2 separate regions of the Homo sapiens genome follow, and region 2 is linked to region 1. A link is an interaction called in ENCODE POLR2A ChIA-PET data of the cell type or tissue named here. Cell type or tissue: IMR-90. All regions are shown on one strand. Links, peaks and the distances in the headings refer to the core of each region. The heading gives the core; the rest is flanking DNA. Region 1 has its middle 45 kb from the start of COL1A2. Region 2 holds the start of PON2 (paraoxonase 2).

Region 1 (8,650 bases), core at 250-8,249:
CTGGAATCTAGAAAGGTATCCTTAAAATTGAGATTCACCGTAAATTTAAAGACATTTTTAAGCAAAGCACACAATGCATTTTTACTATCAAAGTGAACATATTTTTGTAGTGTAGTATTGCTCTTGGTGTCCAATGGCTTAATTAACAACAATAATGATGAAATAAAACTTAAACAACATCTTTAAAATGGAATCTATTAATGCTAGGCAGAGTAAGAACACCTAGTGCCAAGTGGATGGACCTTTCTATCGCTACAATATGTCAATTCGAGTTCAATGCTCCCCCTGCTGGCTGGATAACAGAACACCTCAGTCCTTTAACAGTGCCGCGGGCATACCATTGGAGAATGAAAATTCCAATTTAAGGGGAGAAAATAGAACAGCTTCCTGTGCTTATATCCTGTTAACTCCAGACACACAGCCTTCTCCTCAACTTCCACAGGGGTCTACCTTCATGTTCTCAGTACTCCCTATTTTACTTTCCCTCTCTGATCTATCTTTAATATTTCTCCCATGGAGCCAATAAGTGGAAGCCACAAAGAAACAAACATAATCTCAAAGAATGAACTTTTGGATGAGTAGAGCTGTCCGATGCTACAAATATTGCCCCGAGATAAAGTGAGCACCTTTGAGGATTTAAGTAAAGGGTGAGTGGATTATATGGAACAGAGACAAGAGGGTGTGATAGAAAAGAACCAGTGTTTAGGAATCCAGAGCTATTTGGATTTGTATGCTGTCCACCATTTCCTAATCTATTAAATGGGGATGATAATAACACTATGCACGGGACTGTAAGGTTCAGAGATATGAATGCATAGCAGCTTGCAAGGTTGGCAGGACGTAAGCACTCGGGAGCATTAGAACCATCACTATCATTATCCCCTCGAGCCTGAATCCTCCCTAAAAGCCTTTAATTCCATCACCAAGAAAAGTAACCACCTTTTCACAAGTACTATCTTCTCTAACAACAGTGGCCTAAAATGATAGCGCATCTACAATTCAATTATACTGCAATTTCCCTTACCACAGATAGCTTCCAGCAAAGTCTCAAATACTCATAATTTGGTGAGTCCTTCTCCACAACCCAATAGAAAATCATCCAGTTTTTATTAAAAGCATAAAAATCTCTCCAATTTTTTGCAAAAGTAAACCCACAATTCCACCTTCACAGTCATAAAATAAAATTGCTGACAAAAGGAACAAATTTGCATTTAATATTTAGCTGGTCTCTGCCTTATGCCTTTAGAAGTGTGTCCAATTTTGAAAAAAAAAAAAAAAAAGAAGGTTTCTAAGCTTAAAAATGGCTACTTTGCTTACTTGGAAGCCAGTTCTTCAACACAAATGGACTATAACTCATACATGTTAAATTTGCCAAACCTCTGACACTTAATTTTTACTTGATTTTCTAAAACCGTGTGGCCGGCTGTAAAAATTCTAACTCAAGAGTTTATCAGCATAAGAAATAATCACAATTATTAATGTCCTCAGAGAAATTTCTTGCCCTACATGAATTTACTAAAGGGCTTTAAACATATTAAATCACCTATTACTGCCAGTGCTTTGAGTGTTTATGAGTCATATTATAAGTGGATCCACTTCAAAGAAACATAGAAGCAGCTTTGATTATAGATATTTTCAAAATGGTTTTTTTAACACTGATTATAGATCTACTTTCCCTTATAATACAGAAGTTTGAAATCATTTCTAAAAGTTTATCAATATAACTAGAGTTTCCAACTGCTACTTTGTTCATCATGATAAGGTTTGTTCCTAATGAAAATAATTTTAAAAAAAAACCGTTCTCAGATAGCATCTAGAAAATTGCCCATTTAACAATTTCTCTGAGTTATTCACAACAAATACATACTTTTATTTACAACTGGGAATGCTTTTAAAAATATAGTGAATTTATGGTCAGTTTTAACCTCCACATGTTTTCTTAGACTTTCTTCCACTAAAATATCACAATAAATGGTCACCTTGACACCATAAATTATAAAAAGAGCTTTGCTTTCCTTCTCTCAAACTTGGGAGGGCTATGTATCAAAAACAGAACAAAGTCCACTAAATCTTTTGAACCATTGAAAAGAGAAAGACAAATCAATGACAAAAATGATGTGCCTTCTCACCAATACACAAATTAAACTGCGTATTTTGTAGGATGTATAGGGTTATTGGTCTTTTTATTATCACTTTTGTGAGGTATCTGCCAAGTAAGTCTAATTCAGTAAAATAGATTGATACATTGGGAAAAAATCTCTAGTCTGCATTCTGGGTTGGGAAGAAAATCATGCAGACTGTTTAGTCAACCTTTACCACTCGTTATTTTTATCTAATTGGTCTGAAATATTATTTAAAACTCCCTCGGTGATTGCAATTTGCAGGAAGTCTTGAGGAAAACTGTATGAGACTAAAGCCACAAGGTTCTGAAACCCTCCCTTAAAGTCAATGGCAAAGTTGGAAGTCTGTGCCTATGTGCCTTTTTCTAGGAAGACAAAGTATATTGTACTTCTCTAAGTTTTTCCAGATCCCACACAATATTTACCAAACCAGAATTGCTAGGGGTGGACCCAAGATATTTCTATATTTAATTAGTACACCAAGGTGGTTCCCATGTACTCTCAGAGTTTGAGAACCACTGGTTTATTAACATCATCATATTTTTAGGTGATTCTGTATCCCTCTCCCCAAAATGTTTAGGACTACAGCTTTCAAATAGTGGGCTCTTTAAGCTGTTTTAAAAAGAACATGTAATGGCTCATTGAACATGTGAGCAATTAATTTGGGAACAGTTACAATATTACAAATGTGATTACTTATTGCAAACCCAATTAATCCAGTCAGGAAGAATGTTAATTACAAAGGAGTGTGGAAATTAGCATGAGTACATGACTAAATGCCTAAAATCTGACCTATTATATTGTCTGTCAGGTAATTTATTTCAAAAATACTTCCACAGGAGGTTTTATGTATATATGTGCATGAGGGCTATAAAGTAACATTAATCCACACTCCAGGGCTGATTGAGTAATCTTGGACATATCCTAATTAGGAAAATCCATAGCTTTAGAATTGGCTATTCTGGCATTTCAAATATCATTATTAAAATCTACACCAGAAGGTGTGTTAATTAGCATAAAAGATGTCAATAATAATTTTTCATAGTTGAAATATGGTCTTGAAGATATATGGAGAACTAATAAATATTTAACATAATGAAACTTAGGCTAAATCTTGTTCTACTTGTGACATACTACTTGGTAGCAAGATTGACAAGGAAAGACATATAGTCCTATCTATCTTCAATCACCAGAGATGACTTATATTTACCAAAAACTCTTGAATTACTCAATTAGCTCAGATCACTTCAAAAGATGACTCTAAAAAATGGAAAAATGGTAAAAGATGGCTAAGAAAATGACACACAAAGCAAAACTGTACTGAATTAATTTAAAAAGCGAAATGAAATAATGCTGAAAACAATAACTGCATTTCTCTAATGAGCAATGGAATATCAATAAAAATGAATCCAGATATAATAGAAAGCAATCGGGAAGGATGCCAAAGTTCCAAAGAAATCATCTCTCTTTCTATGGGAGCAGCCAAGATTTACTAGGTGCTTTTATGGCCCTTCCCCTCTGGGCATAACTGAAAAGCTAGAGGAAGAGCCTTAGCCAAGCTGAGCCACTCAACTCCTCTCTTTTGAAAATTTAAAAGTTGTAGTGGAGAATGGCAAGGAATAATGGAGGCATGACAATGACAGCACTCTACAGACGACTGTGAACTTTTGCAGATGAGGTCACAAAACAGTACTAGATTTTTGGTTGTTCTTTCAATTATGAAATAATCCAGTATCCTTCTACTAACTTTCCTTTTTGCTTAAGTTAGAGAAAGTTAATTTCTGTTATATAAAACAAAAACAGTTTCAACTAATATACCTAGTAAACAGGACATGGCAAAAATGGAGGAATACAGGACCATCTTAAAGTAGAAATAAGAGTCACAATTTTGAATAGTCTTAAAAAGTACCCAGATAAAGAACATTGTTGGAACACAATTCATGGATGTTTGGCATTTCTGCATGTTTTGCAAGCAGAGACACTGATGACCTTCGTTCTGAAATATCTGTTCAAGGATGTTTGTATAATGATAGTGTGCAACCTTGGAAGAGAGAGTTAATGTCTCCCTTCAGAGGAGAGGTTACTGTCCACTATAATCAAGATAATAGCTCCCTGCAGGGCAAATGTCAAGCAGGTTTGCTCCCAGCCCATTGTAGTTTTGGGTTCCATTTGTTGGTGTTTCTCAATTGCAACACATCCATTTGGATTGCTCTGCATTTTCCCCAAGGGACTTGGGGAAAGGGGGCCTGAAGCAAATATAAAGCTTTTAGTTCCTTGCCTTGCTGGAACAAAGTCTTTCGTCTCTGACCCAGAAGCTGCATGCCTTCCGCCAGCATCTATTAAACTGTGGCCGGCTAACATCTTAGCTTTAAAGTAGAGAAAATTCCAGATCCTTCAGAGTTCTTGACAAACATTTCAAAGAAGAATTTATAACAGAATGAAGCTGCATCCGTTCTGTATTCTTGTCTTTCAAGTTGCCTAGCAACTAGTTGGTCACCACTGATCTGACAATCTGCAGTAATGAACAACCACGCTATATAGAAAAGTGTAATTGAACTACATGCTTCTAGATGGCAGATTGTCTGATTCATCTCTGTATCTCTATCACCTAGCCCAGTAATACAGACTCCAGACTTCGTGATTTTATTGTTGCAGGACTTTTCCTTAGTTTAGCTAATGACAGGGTTCTTTGTTCCATGGCCACAAAAATTCAGGCTTGCAGATAGTTTGAATGGTGAGTAAGACAGGGTTTTACTGGGTGAAAAAAGAAGAAAAGGGGAAACGGGGACTCTCCCTAGGCCAGAGTCCCTGCTAGAGTACTTCTCGCCTGGTCATTTGAATTCCAGGTTCCAGATAGGAAGAGGAGGGGCCAGACTACTCCCCTCTGCAAACAGCGTGAACTTCCGTGTCTCCACCCAATGCACATTCCTCCTGGTGTGCAGGCTGGTTGGAGTTTTTCCAGGGACCCTCTCCCACCTGGCTATCTCATTATGTTGAACAATTATTAAACAAAAGAGGAAACTATAAAAATGACTGCTGGAATATGTATAGAGTTGTAGTAACTAAGATAGTCCAAAATCTGTATCATAGGTACTTTACCTTATAATCATCTTGTATCTTCAGGTTTATTTAAGCAAAACGAACAGAGATCCAGTCAAGGAAGCTCAGGTGACAGGGACATACATAGAGAAATAAGAGCAAGAAAGGTAACAGACTACTGAAATTGGAGCTGCAACGTGGCTGCTCCTTTATTTATTTATTTTTTTAGAGGCAGGGTCTTGCTATGTTGCCCAGGCTGAAATACAGTGGCTATTCATGGTGCCATCATAGCACACTGTGGCCTCGAATTCCTGGGCTCAAACAATCCTCCTGCCTCAGCCTCCCAAGTGGCTGGGACTACAGGCTCACACCACCATGACAGGCTTGGCTCTCTATTTAAGATGGCTTCAGAGATCTCAGGAGCAGGAGTTTGTGACTTTTTCAACTCTTTCCTCTACAGCTTCACCACTAATCTGGTTCATTCACATTCTGCATGTTTTTTTCATATCTGCTATTAATTGGCTTTCATCATTATTATTATTTGATTTCTAAGAGAGAGATTCTGATATAGTTCATAAATCTCTAGACAGCCTAGTAAGTGCTGACATTTGGGTAGGTATCCCATCATGAGAGTCGTGTGATATAAAACATAGCCACCTAGACATCAGAAGCTCTGCGTGGGCAATTTTTAAAGGGGGCAAGGGTATGAAAGACCATAAATAACATCTCTATTACAAACTGCATCACAAAAGTTGTAATGTTTTATAACTTTTCTCAATAAAACAGAAACTTAATTTAATTCAAATACTTTGTATTTGAATGCCTGCTTTGTATCTACCCATCTCACACTCTTCCTAGCACTCCTTTCTCCTTGAAAATATATATGTTGGTCAGGCCTGGTGGCTCACACCTATAATCCCAGCACTTTGGGAGGCCGAAGCAAAAGGATCACTTAAGCCCAGGAGCTTGAGACCAGCCTAGGCAACATAGTGAGACCCTGTCTCTACACAAATTTAAAAATTAGCCAGGTATGATGGTGTGCACCTGTACTCACAGCTACTACAGAGGATAAGGCAGGAGGATTGCTTGAGCCCAGGAGGTAGAGGCTGCAGTGATCATACCACTGCATCTCAGCCAGGGTGACAGAGTGAGACTCTATCTCAAAAAAAGAAAAGAAAAAAAAAAAAATATATATATATATATGCTTCTTCATGCAATTTGAGCATTTTGTTTTTAGATAAAGACTTAGAAAGAGTTCTTAGACATCATTTTTTAATGCTTGTACAGAAAAAAAGAGGGGTTGGGGGAGACAAAGAACATCAATAACAAAAAACAAAAGTTCATTAAAATGCACAAAAAATGTCCAGTTACTTTAGAAATTAAAGAAACACGAAGTTAAAAAGCTCACTTCATCTCTGGCTGTTTCTTTTCAAAATAATAGGTTGATAAGAGTTTAGACAAAAGATCACTCTCATCTACAGTTGATGTGGTATAAATTGGTACAAAATTTCTAGAGAGAAATTTATCGGTATGTATCAAAAGCCTTAAAAATGTTTATATCTTGGACAAGGAATGAATGCTAATAAATTAATATTTGATTTTTCTAAAGACTTTGACCCAGTAGAGTCCATATGAAGGCTTCTCATAAAGCTGTGAGACTCAAGTTTTCTCTCCACTGCACAAATCAGAACAGCACGTAGCTGTCCCCCAATGCAGCTGTCTGGGGCAACCTAAACTTGGAGGGAGAGCTGTGTGGGTCTGAGGAACAAGCACGTGAATCACAGAAGTCTTCTAACTTTGGGAAATGCCATGGCTATTTGCAGCGCAAAGCTGACAGAAGGAACTAGAGCACTGCAGCTCTCAAAAAGCCACACAAATACACTCTTTGAACTGGTTCACATGACTATGTGCAAATCCAACCCTCTGAACAGGTGTCATGGAAAGGTGTCTGCAAAAAACACCAAAAGGTTATTTTTCTAAAATCCCGTTTTATTGCCTTCTCTTCCAGTGAAGGCAACCCCCAGCTGGTTATTGGGAAGTCACATCCCCCTTCTTCCTATATCTTAGCATGGGAGTGATAAAATTGCCTGAAAGAAAGACACTACAATAGCATTAAGTCCATGTGCAAATATAATGACTGACCCTCATATCATATCTCAAGCGCAACAGTTGTCATAGCTTTATTTATAACAAAACATTGGAAATTAACCAAATGTCTAATAATAGTGGATTGGTTTAAGTAGATATGGTGCATCCATTTGATGGATTGCAATCCAGTATTTTAAATGTTCTCAAAATATACTTATAGAAGAAAATTAATAGCTATTTGCTAAAATAAACAAGTATAGATTACAGGGGAGTTGCATCCCATGCAGGAAGTTAGGTTTTAAAACCAGCACATAATGGAGAAAAAGTTTTGCATAATCAACATTACCCTTGAAAATCTCTAGGTTGAAGACCAAATACCATAACTTCCACACAGTTTTTCTTTTAGTATTAGAATACATGGCTGTTTCTGTGATTGTGCATGAAAGTTGTTGGCCTGAGTATAGACCATGTTATAAGAAAAATATGTATTTTTGCCATCAGAATCATAGTCACTGTAGCAAGTTGCACACACCATGTGAGACACACAGAAACTGGAATTGACTAAGAAAAAAGAAATTCCTATCCCCCATCTCATGCTTATTCCAAAGCATATATTCATGAGCTAAATGAAGAGAAATTTTAAAAATTTAATTAAATTATTGTCTGTCTCACACACAGAGAGAGTAAAATTCATCTAAGTTAATGTGTGCAGTGATTATCCATGTAAATCATTACATACAAGTTCAAGTTTGCTTAAAAATTTTTATTTTTTACAGATATGCATAAAAATTCAGAAAGGATGTATGTAAAAATATTAATAACCATTATCTCTAGTGAGGTGATGCATATTGCCAGGGTTTTTTCTTTAATCTGTCTGCATTTTTCAAAAAAACATAAACATATATTACTTTCATTATCAGAAGAAACTAGGATTATTTTTAACTAGCATTCACAAAACATAGATGGTATATTTAAAACTAAGCTTTATTGTATTATGAATGCAGGCTACATGTAGAACAATATATAGTTTTGATGTACAATTTCTGATTCAAATGAACAAGCACTTTGTTAAATTACTGCTAAACATTACGGAAACATGAGAACACATTATGACGCAGTATGTTTCAATCAACAAAATTTTATTCGTCTCCCTTGGTAAAGCAGTGTTATTAGGGACTATTGAACAGAACACGGAGACAGCCTCCTTATATTGAACTGGTTGTTAAAATACACCTGTCAAGGAAAAAAAGGTTCTGTCTAGATATGGATTATATAAATATACATAAAAAAATCTTTAGAAAATTGCCCTAGGAGGTCCTTTCTGAGTGTTTAGACATTCCTAATCTTTCGTGCTTCCGTGATATATTGTTAAAATATCTATTACAGCAATATTTTCTCTGCTT
Region 2 (8,650 bases), core at 490-8,489, 1.0 Mb after region 1:
TGGCTCAATCTTGGCTCACTGCAACCTCTACCTCTGGGGTTCAAGCAATTCTCCTGACTCAGCCTCCCAAGTAGCTGGGATTACAGGGATGCACCACCACACCTGGCTAATTTTTGTATTTTTATTAGAGACGGGGTTTCACCATGTTGGCCAGGCTGGTCTTGAACCCCTGACCTCTAGTGATCTGCCCGCCTCAGCCTCCCAAAGTGCTGGGATTACAGACGTGAGCCACTGTGTCCGGCCAAACATGCTCCTTTTTAAAACAGACTCAAAGGGTCACCAAATTCTGACAGAAGGCACTCGAACATATGATAAAATACAGGGTACCCAGTGATATTTTAATTTGAGATAAACAATGAATGATATTTTAGTATAATTATGTCCCAAATTCCACGCTTAATGCTAAAAGTATGGTATAAGTATTTCATGCTTATACTAAAAAAAAAAAAAAAAATCCATGTGAAATTCAAAGTTAACTGGGTAGCCTACATTTTTCTTTGCTAAATCCAGCCACCCACCACCTACCCCAACATTCTCACGTCAGCCCATTTGGGGCTCCACATATCCAATAAAGTTACCATTTTATAAAGTCACTGCCCATTAAAGTGCATCACAGTCACGTAAAGAAAAGGTGCATCAAATTGTAAAGTAGGCCGAGGGTGGTGGCTCATGTGTATAATCCTACCACTTTGGGAGGCTGAGGCAGGAGCATCACTTGAGGCTGGGAGTTTGAGATTAGCCTGGGCAACAAAGTGAGACCCTGTCTCTGCAAGAAATAAAAATACTAGCTGGGCATGGTAGCATGCATCTGTAGTCCCAGCTACTCAGGAGGCTGAGGAGGGAGGACTGCTTGTGCCTAGGTGTTTGAGATTGCAGTGAGCTTTGATGTACCACTGTACTCTGGCTTGGGCGGCAGAGCAAGACCTTGTGTCAAAATAAAAAACAAAGAAAAACAAAAAACAAACAAACAAAAACCTGTAAATAAACTATCAGGCATTCTGTCAATAAGTTTTATTTACTTTTTCTTTTTTTTTTAGATTTGCAGCTATAACTTTAAAACCTTAAGATTAGTGAGAAGGGGGAATATTTGACTGTTGAGAAAACTTCCAACTTGCAGAAAAACTGGTGGCTTACACATTAGTGACAACATAATAAGCTTGTGAATTTTGGTGGTCTTGCCTTTGAAATGGAGAGCAGGACAGATCATATACAAAGTCATCCAACTCATGAATGTTCTGTAGAGCACAATGGGCATTACCTAACATGAAAATTAAGGTCAACATGTCCATTTCCTACCCATAAGCGTTCTTTCCTCAAATCTCACTCCCATCTCAGCCACCACACGCTTCCTCTTTGCACTGCTTTATCAGTAGATGAAACTACAACCATGGGACAGTGGAGCTGTGGCACAAACTCTGGTAGCACCTTTGACTTCTCCCTCATCCCTGGGGTTCCAGAGTTTGGGTCCCTGTTATCCTCTCTGACCTACTGCAATACCTTAACCAGTTACCCCATGTCTGCTCTCTATTCTAGTAGTTCTCGACCTTGACTGCTCATTAGAATTATCAGGAATGTTTTTAAAAATAAAAAATGCCACTGCTACTGTCAGCCACTGTTCTTACATTATGCACTTCCTTATTTATCTATTTACCTGGGAACCCTGAAGCCAGCTTGCCAAACAATACATTATTCCATATCACATTTTAATTATAACGAAAAATCTCTGGTAGGTAGACACCATAGTTTATAAATTACCAACTCAAATTTTGTTTTTTATTTATTTATTTATTTATTTATTCATTTTGTAGAGGTGGGATCTTGCTATGTTGCCCAGGCCTGTCACTAACTCCTGGGCTCAAGCAATCTTCTGGCTTAGGCCTCCAACAGTGCTGGGATTACAGGTGTGAGCTGTAGATTCTGATCCAGAACAGCTGAATCAGAATCTTTGGTGGTGCCACTCAGACACCAGCCCTCCAGGAGATTCTAATGTACAGAGAACCATTGCTCTCCTCCAATCCCCCCTTCCAGGCTTATCTCTATAAAACACAACTAGTTATATTAAGTTCTTGTTGAAAAGCAAAACCCACCAATATTTCCCTTTTGAAGCACTATTGGGCCTATGAAAGTGGGGCCCCATTTTTCAACTTATATTTAATGGCCTCAAAACCTATCCTTCCCACCACCCTACTATTCTCATCTCCTGACTTTATGCTCCCTTCAAATTGGCCCATTTGCTAGTCTTCCAACTTCCCACCTTAGCCCCTTTGCTCCTGCTGCACTATACATTTGGCATGGGCCCCTTCATGCTCATATGTGTTGCACCCACCCTTCAAGGTCAGGTCGAATGTCTCTTCCTCCCTCTAGAACTCCACCCTCAGGGGATGGAATCTTTCCTCTTTAAGCCTATGCGGTTCATTTGTGTCTGTCCTTAGAACATCCTAATTTATACATTTACTGTATTTTAATTCTCTCTTCCCCTGTATCAAACTCCATAAGGGTCGTACTCTACTATAGAAGCCTAAGAGAGAACATTACACATAGCAGGTGCTCAGTCTTTCTGGAACTCTTTTGCATGAGGCCTATAAAATTTTGGTTGAGGCAGGGCAGAACAGCTCACACCTGTAATCCCAGCACTGTGGGGAGGCCTAGGCTGGAGGATTGCTTGAGTGCAAGAGTTAGGGAACAGCCTGGGCAATACAGCAAGACCCCATCTCTACAAAAAATAAAATAAACAAAAAACAAACGTTGAGTTGGTAATTTATAAACGATGATGTCTACCTACCAGAGATTTTCATTAAAACTAAAATGCGAGATGGAATAGTGTCTGCGCTGTCTGGCATTCTGGCTTCAGGCTTCCCTGGTGAATAAATAGGAAGTAAGAACAGTAGCTGAATATTTCAAGTGTCTTTGATCTACAGCTGAAGAGTTTCTCAAACTATGCAGAAATGGGTGGAGAACAACTTTATTAAAGACGGGTCTGGTTTGGGCAACAAGGAGAAACAGCACCAATGACCTGAAATAAATCTTCATAGTTAAGGTTTCAATGCATGAGTAGTCATTTTGTTTTCAATTTAAACCACTAGTTTGGCCCTTGGGTAATTGCAAAGCATTCTCTTGTCAGCCTAAGCAGAAGAGAACTTTGTTAGCAGCAAGGGCTTATAAACTTTCAAGAAAGTGTCGCGATTCACTCCAAACTTTGCTAGTTTTTTCACTAGAAGCGGAGAGTCGGGGTGATGGGGGTTCAACTAGCTGGGGGAGGGACAGCATTCAAAAATTCTCCACCCCCGGCCGCAGGGCCAGGTCCCGCAGGAATCCCTCCCCCAGCCTGCGCCCTCCCCGCACCACGCGGCCACCCCGAGCCTGGGGACCGCCGAGGAGGGGCGCGCGGGAGTCCCACCTACCTGAGTGCCAGAAGCCTCTCGCCCAGGAGCGCCAGCGCGATCCCCAGCAAGCCCACAGCCACCAGCCGCCCCATGGCGCGGGAGCCGGGCGCGCTGCCTCGCTCCGGCCTGGCCAGCAGCTCCGTGGGCGGTGCCATCTTCCCGGCTCGATGGTGCCGGCCGCGCTCCGCCCCGTCCTCCGCCTAGGCCGAGTCCCTGCGTCGGGGCCGCGGAGGCTCCGCCCTGGGCCTGGCCCTGGTCTTTGTCCTCACAAACCTATTTCCCCAGATACCTTCGGGACGGCCCGGACACGCCTTACATTAGGCTCATGATGTGAAACTTTGAATTCCTTCACTTCCTTTTTCAAACAACCCACCCGAAACCCTCTAGCAGCCCGCATACCTTTCTCGTTTCCCTAGTCTTCAAACACATTTCTCACTCGCTATTCCAGTGAGAAACTTACATAGAAAGCAGCTTTTGGGGATGGGGGTCGGTGGCCAAGGGAGGGAAAGTAACGGGATGCGTCGTGTAAATATTTCACGTTGGAATCACTACTTTTTATAACAGGACGTAGTTGCGAATAAATAAACATCCTGTGCCTCGTAATACTTTTTTTTTTTTTTTTTAACAGGGTCTCGCTGTGTTGCCTAGGCTGGAGTACATTGGCACAATCATAGCTCACTGCAGTCTGGACCTCCCGGACTCAAGGGACCCTCCAGCCTCAGCCTCCTGAGTAGCTGGGACCGCAGGCACGTACCGTTACACCTAGCTAAGTGTGTGTAAGTTGTGTGTGTGTCTGTGTGTGTGTGTGTGGAGACCGAGTCTTGCTGTGTTGCCCAGGTTGGTCTCAAACTCCTGGACTCAAGCCATCCTCCTGCCTCAGCCTCCCAAAGTGCTAGAATTACAGGAATGAGCCACCATGCCCAGCCTCTATTAATACTTCCAGACTACAGACTTAAGGACTTAGACACGTCTTTTTCATCCAAACTCAAAGGGAAGAAGTGTAGTTTTTTTCTTTTCCGTTTTTACTCTAACAACCGTAACATGAAGGAATAATTTAAAATACAATTTTAAAAGTAAAATGAAATTTACCCATCAAGATTGATACCATTACAATAAATGAGTACATCTGAAATAAGCTTCTAATGGTTTTCGGTATTTAATTGCCACCCTACAATATGTAGGCAGAAATGGTCACACTTGACAATTTTCAACAAATATCAGTTTTATAAAGAACCAGTAAATAAAAGTGGATGCCAATTTCCCACCTGCCTCTCACCAAAAAAAAAAAAAAAAAAAAAAAGCACAAACACCTCTCTCCCTGTGTGTGTGTGTATCTCTGCTTCAGTCCTAAGGATATTGGATTATACTGGATGGTAGAAAGAGAAGTAAAAAGTTGTCCTTTGAAAGCCCATGAGGCATTACCTTTTTTGTGTCGTGGACCCTTCTGGCAGTGGTGAGCCTGTGGATAACTTCTTAGAATAATGTTTATAAATGCTTACAATAAAATGCATAAATTTTCTCTGTGCGGTTCATGAAAAAAAGAAAGAAGAAAAAAAAATTTTAAATAAATGAATAAAATGTATAGATTGCAAAGAAAATCAATTACATTGTAAGGAAAAAAAATAGCTGAGAGCAGTCTGAGCTTTGTGAGGTATGCAAAATTTATCAGGCCCAGAGCGACATGAGTATGGGACTTCAGTCACGCCCCAATACCCATGCCTGGGGACAGTTGTTTAAAGACATTTTGTTCCCGAGTAGCTGTCCCACCCATTATCTTCATATTCCTGGAATTTATGATACAAAGAACAAAGTATAACCAATCCACAGCTTATGTTATTTTAACGCAAGGAATTTAGGAACTGCCTCTTCCTTCCCCTTAAAAATCTATGTGTAACTGCTGCTAATCAGAGTGTATATTTAGGGAAACTTGAATCTATACTCCTGGGTTGCAGTACTCAAACTTGGCCCAAATAAACTCTCTACTTACATTAATTTTGCCTTAGCTTTAAAATTAAAGGTCAACAATTGAAATGTAATTGTTAAAATATCTAAAACATAATTTTTTGCTATAGTAATGTGGTAATGTAATGTGTGCAACATTATTTAACATATTAAATAACAAGATCTAGCAACATTCTTTTAAATAAAGAGGAGTGCAAATGTTCTTTCATGATACTGAAAACAACTATAATGAAATAATGAAAATAACTGTTATTTCCATTAGTAACAGTCACAAGTACTGCAAATGCTTCTGAGGTTTGTCTGCTAGTTTTGTAATTGAAGAAAATGCTAAATTCCATTTGAAATCAAGATTTTTTTTTTCTTATCCAAGGTCATTAATTCCTCTGAACTATCAATGGACCACTGGGTTAAGAACTCTGACATAGGCTAAGGCTATGACTGTTTAGAGAAGGGTGGAATCTCCTTTCTAGGACTATTTTTGGTGTCAATTATTGAGGAAGAGAAGAGCCTCAGATACAAAATCAGAATTTAGGCCTGGCAAGGTAGCTCTTGCCTATAATCTCAGCACTTTGAAAGGCCCAGGTGGGAGGATCACTTGAAGCGGGGAGTTCAAGACCATTGTGGGCAACATAGGGAGAACCCATCTCTACAAAAAAAAAATTAAAATTAACAAAAAAAAAAAATTAAAGAATCAGAATTTAGAAGAAAGACCTAAAGCAGAGGGCCTTGGACTATTGTCTGGGCTTCTCTCTTAATCTCTTAGGCCCCAAGGGAAGTACATACAACTATGCCTCATGGATTCTGGGTCAGGAGCCAGGCTACCGTGTCTTTCCACAAGTTCCGCAAAATGAGGAAACCACATAGATGGCAAATAAGAATATCCAAGTATATGCTATTCTCTGTCTATTTCCCTTTTGCTATTCCCAATTTTTTAAAAAGAAAAAAGTCATGTTCTTAATAGTCATGTTCTTCAACCTGGTTCCAGGTGACATTAAAGGGTTGGAGGTCTACATCTTTTAGGCTAGTCTCAGGATAGCAAAAACAACAACAACAACCAAAACCAGCTTTTGTGCTGACTTTCCTTTCTTCCCTGGCCCATGGTAGGCGTCACTAATTGATTTTGGCAAAGTGTCTCATCACACCCAGACTTGTCCTCACAATTTTTTAAAACAACAACGAAAGGGAAATAAGAATCCCTGAGCTAGGGAACAGATTTCAGTTCAGGATGAAACCTGTTTGCCATCTTGGTGCTGGGTGGTCAGGAGGAACAACACCTTGGGATTTAGCATGGAAGCATTTGTGATAATGAGCCAGGACTTTCAAGTCCACCAAAACCTACCTAAGCTCACCCTCAGAGAATCAAGAGAAATGGAAACCTTATTTTAACTTTATTAACATGACCAGTGAGTTCCCCCAATAATCTGTGTGAGGAATCTTCTACCCCCATATTCTTTCTCTTTCTGAATGTTGCGGTTGAAGCAACTTTTGCAGAAGTAGTATCCATCTTTACCCCCAGCCCCACCACCATGCTAGGGCTGGAATTGTCATTCCTCACATGGGGATGGAGATGAGACGTATTTTCTAATTTGGAAATCAGAAACCATTGTAAGAATGTTATAGTGGTTGTTACATTGTATAGTATAGTTTAGCTGTCTTTTGAGATAACTAGGATGTATAGGCCACACCAAGAACATAACCCCTGGTTTACGTTTGTTTCCTGGGGAAAGTGGTTTCTGACTACCAAATAACCAAGTTACTCAATACAAAACAAACTTGTTCTGGAACTTGCTTGTGTGCTGGCAACTCCTTATACTTGGTATGAAACAGTATTTCTCAAATAATGACTTCTGACTTATTTAGTGGTTATTAAGTGGTTTTTTAAGCAAAATTTCAGAAATAATAATACCTTTTATCAGTGCTTCTCAAACTATGTGCAGTGAAGGACAGGTTTTTCTTGGCCTTTGTAAAATGCAATGAAAATGACTTACTGGAAGAGGAAGTAAAAAAACCAGACATACAAAATACAAGCCCAAATCTTTTATTATTTGGTTCAACAGACATAAAATTACTTTGTCAAATTTCTGTAACAGTTTCTAAATGCTTACTTTCAATTTTTTATACTTAACTAGCCATGGACCAGAAACAAAGAGTTCACAGACTGAAATGGTCCCTGGAGCACACTGCCTTTCATAATTGTACTTTTAACTCTTTAAAGTTCTTTGCAGTGTATTCTTAATTGTAACGCTCACAGTAATTTGTGAAATAGGTGACTCGTGATTATTGTAATTTTATATAATATGTGACAGGGAGTTCGGCCCTCCATATTCCTTTTATCCCTTCTTCTCCTTACTTCTGTTTTAAAAAGGGAACAAAAATGCATTGAAGGGATGCTATCAAAGATGGTTATTATCAGCAAAAGAAAGATTTGCCTTGTAGATGCCTCACTCCGTGGCTTCTCAAAGAGTAAAGGAAACCTCCCCACAGCCAGGCCGTTTTCTGAGAATTCCAACATATTAAAAAGTGAAGAAATGGCATAACAGAAACATAAAGTTTTTTTTTAATATTTATGTTCAACAAATTAACATCTTCAAATAATAGGTTGAATGATATTAACTTGTTTGTAGAGGTCAAATTCATAAACAGAGATAAAATACAATGTAATGTGCTAGTTACAAAATAATTATGCAATTCATAAAAAATATTTATTCCTGGTTTGCTATAGGAAGAGTGGTCCAGTCATGGAACTCAAGTTTAAAATGAATGAGTTTTTTCAGTTGTGTCACTGTATCTTTGTGATGTATGAATAAATGAATTGTGAGATAATGTTGAAAGTCAACATTTAGGGCTCTTTGTAAACTTCACGTCTAGGCCAGTTGGCTTGCCTGTCCCCATGAGACCCAAGCCTATTTATTTGGAGAGCTATAGGCTTTGCTGCCTCTCTTCCAGGAGCCATTGAACCCTGGGGAAGAGGACAGAGAGGAAGAAAACACTGGGAGAAAAGAGGGGAGCAGGAAGAGAAAGATACAAAAACTCCCCAACCTCCATGTGAGGCTGACTTTGGATGGGCTGAACTCTATGGAAAAAGTAAAGACATGTTACATCCTCTTCTAGGAAATGCATGCACGTTTTCCATTGTCCAAAGCAGCATTGTTTGTAGTTCTCCATGAATGAACCGTACGTTCTACTCCTTTTAGAAGCCTTAATGAAACAGGCTTAATGAAGGGGTCTGCTGAAGTAACAACTACAGGTATAATTTATTGAGCACTTCTTATTCCACACACTGCCTCATTTAACAACCATTTGAA

What was found. Peaks named below come from ENCODE experiments on the same cell type or tissue, not always from the same donor. Only the 100,000 strongest peaks of a DNase experiment are listed, where the experiment ranks them.
Region 2: POLR2A ChIA-PET joins it to region 1 with 13 read pairs; 2 of 35 experiments call an interaction of 5 or more read pairs at or near these places.

What each region holds. Positions count from the first base shown.
Region 1 is chr7:94,435,914-94,444,563 of GRCh38, forward strand. No RefSeq gene overlaps it. Among named protein-coding and RNA genes, the nearest start is that of COL1A2, 45 kb to the left of the region's middle. RefSeq lists a silencer at 263-312. In IMR-90, for the core only: a CTCF peak has its summit at 300 (motif pointing left); a DNase peak (open chromatin) is centred at 278; H3K27ac peaks cover 242 bases.
Region 2 is chr7:95,431,477-95,440,126 of GRCh38, forward strand. PON2 (paraoxonase 2) reads right to left here and starts at 3,552. Exons shown (of 9, transcript NM_000305.3): 1 at 3,402-3,552. The coding sequence starts at 3,475. RefSeq lists a silencer at 3,235-3,664 and an enhancer at 3,339-3,909. In IMR-90, for the core only: no CTCF peak of the experiment used is centred there; a DNase peak (open chromatin) is centred at 3,595; H3K4me3 peaks cover 1,171 bases; H3K27ac peaks cover 1,291 bases.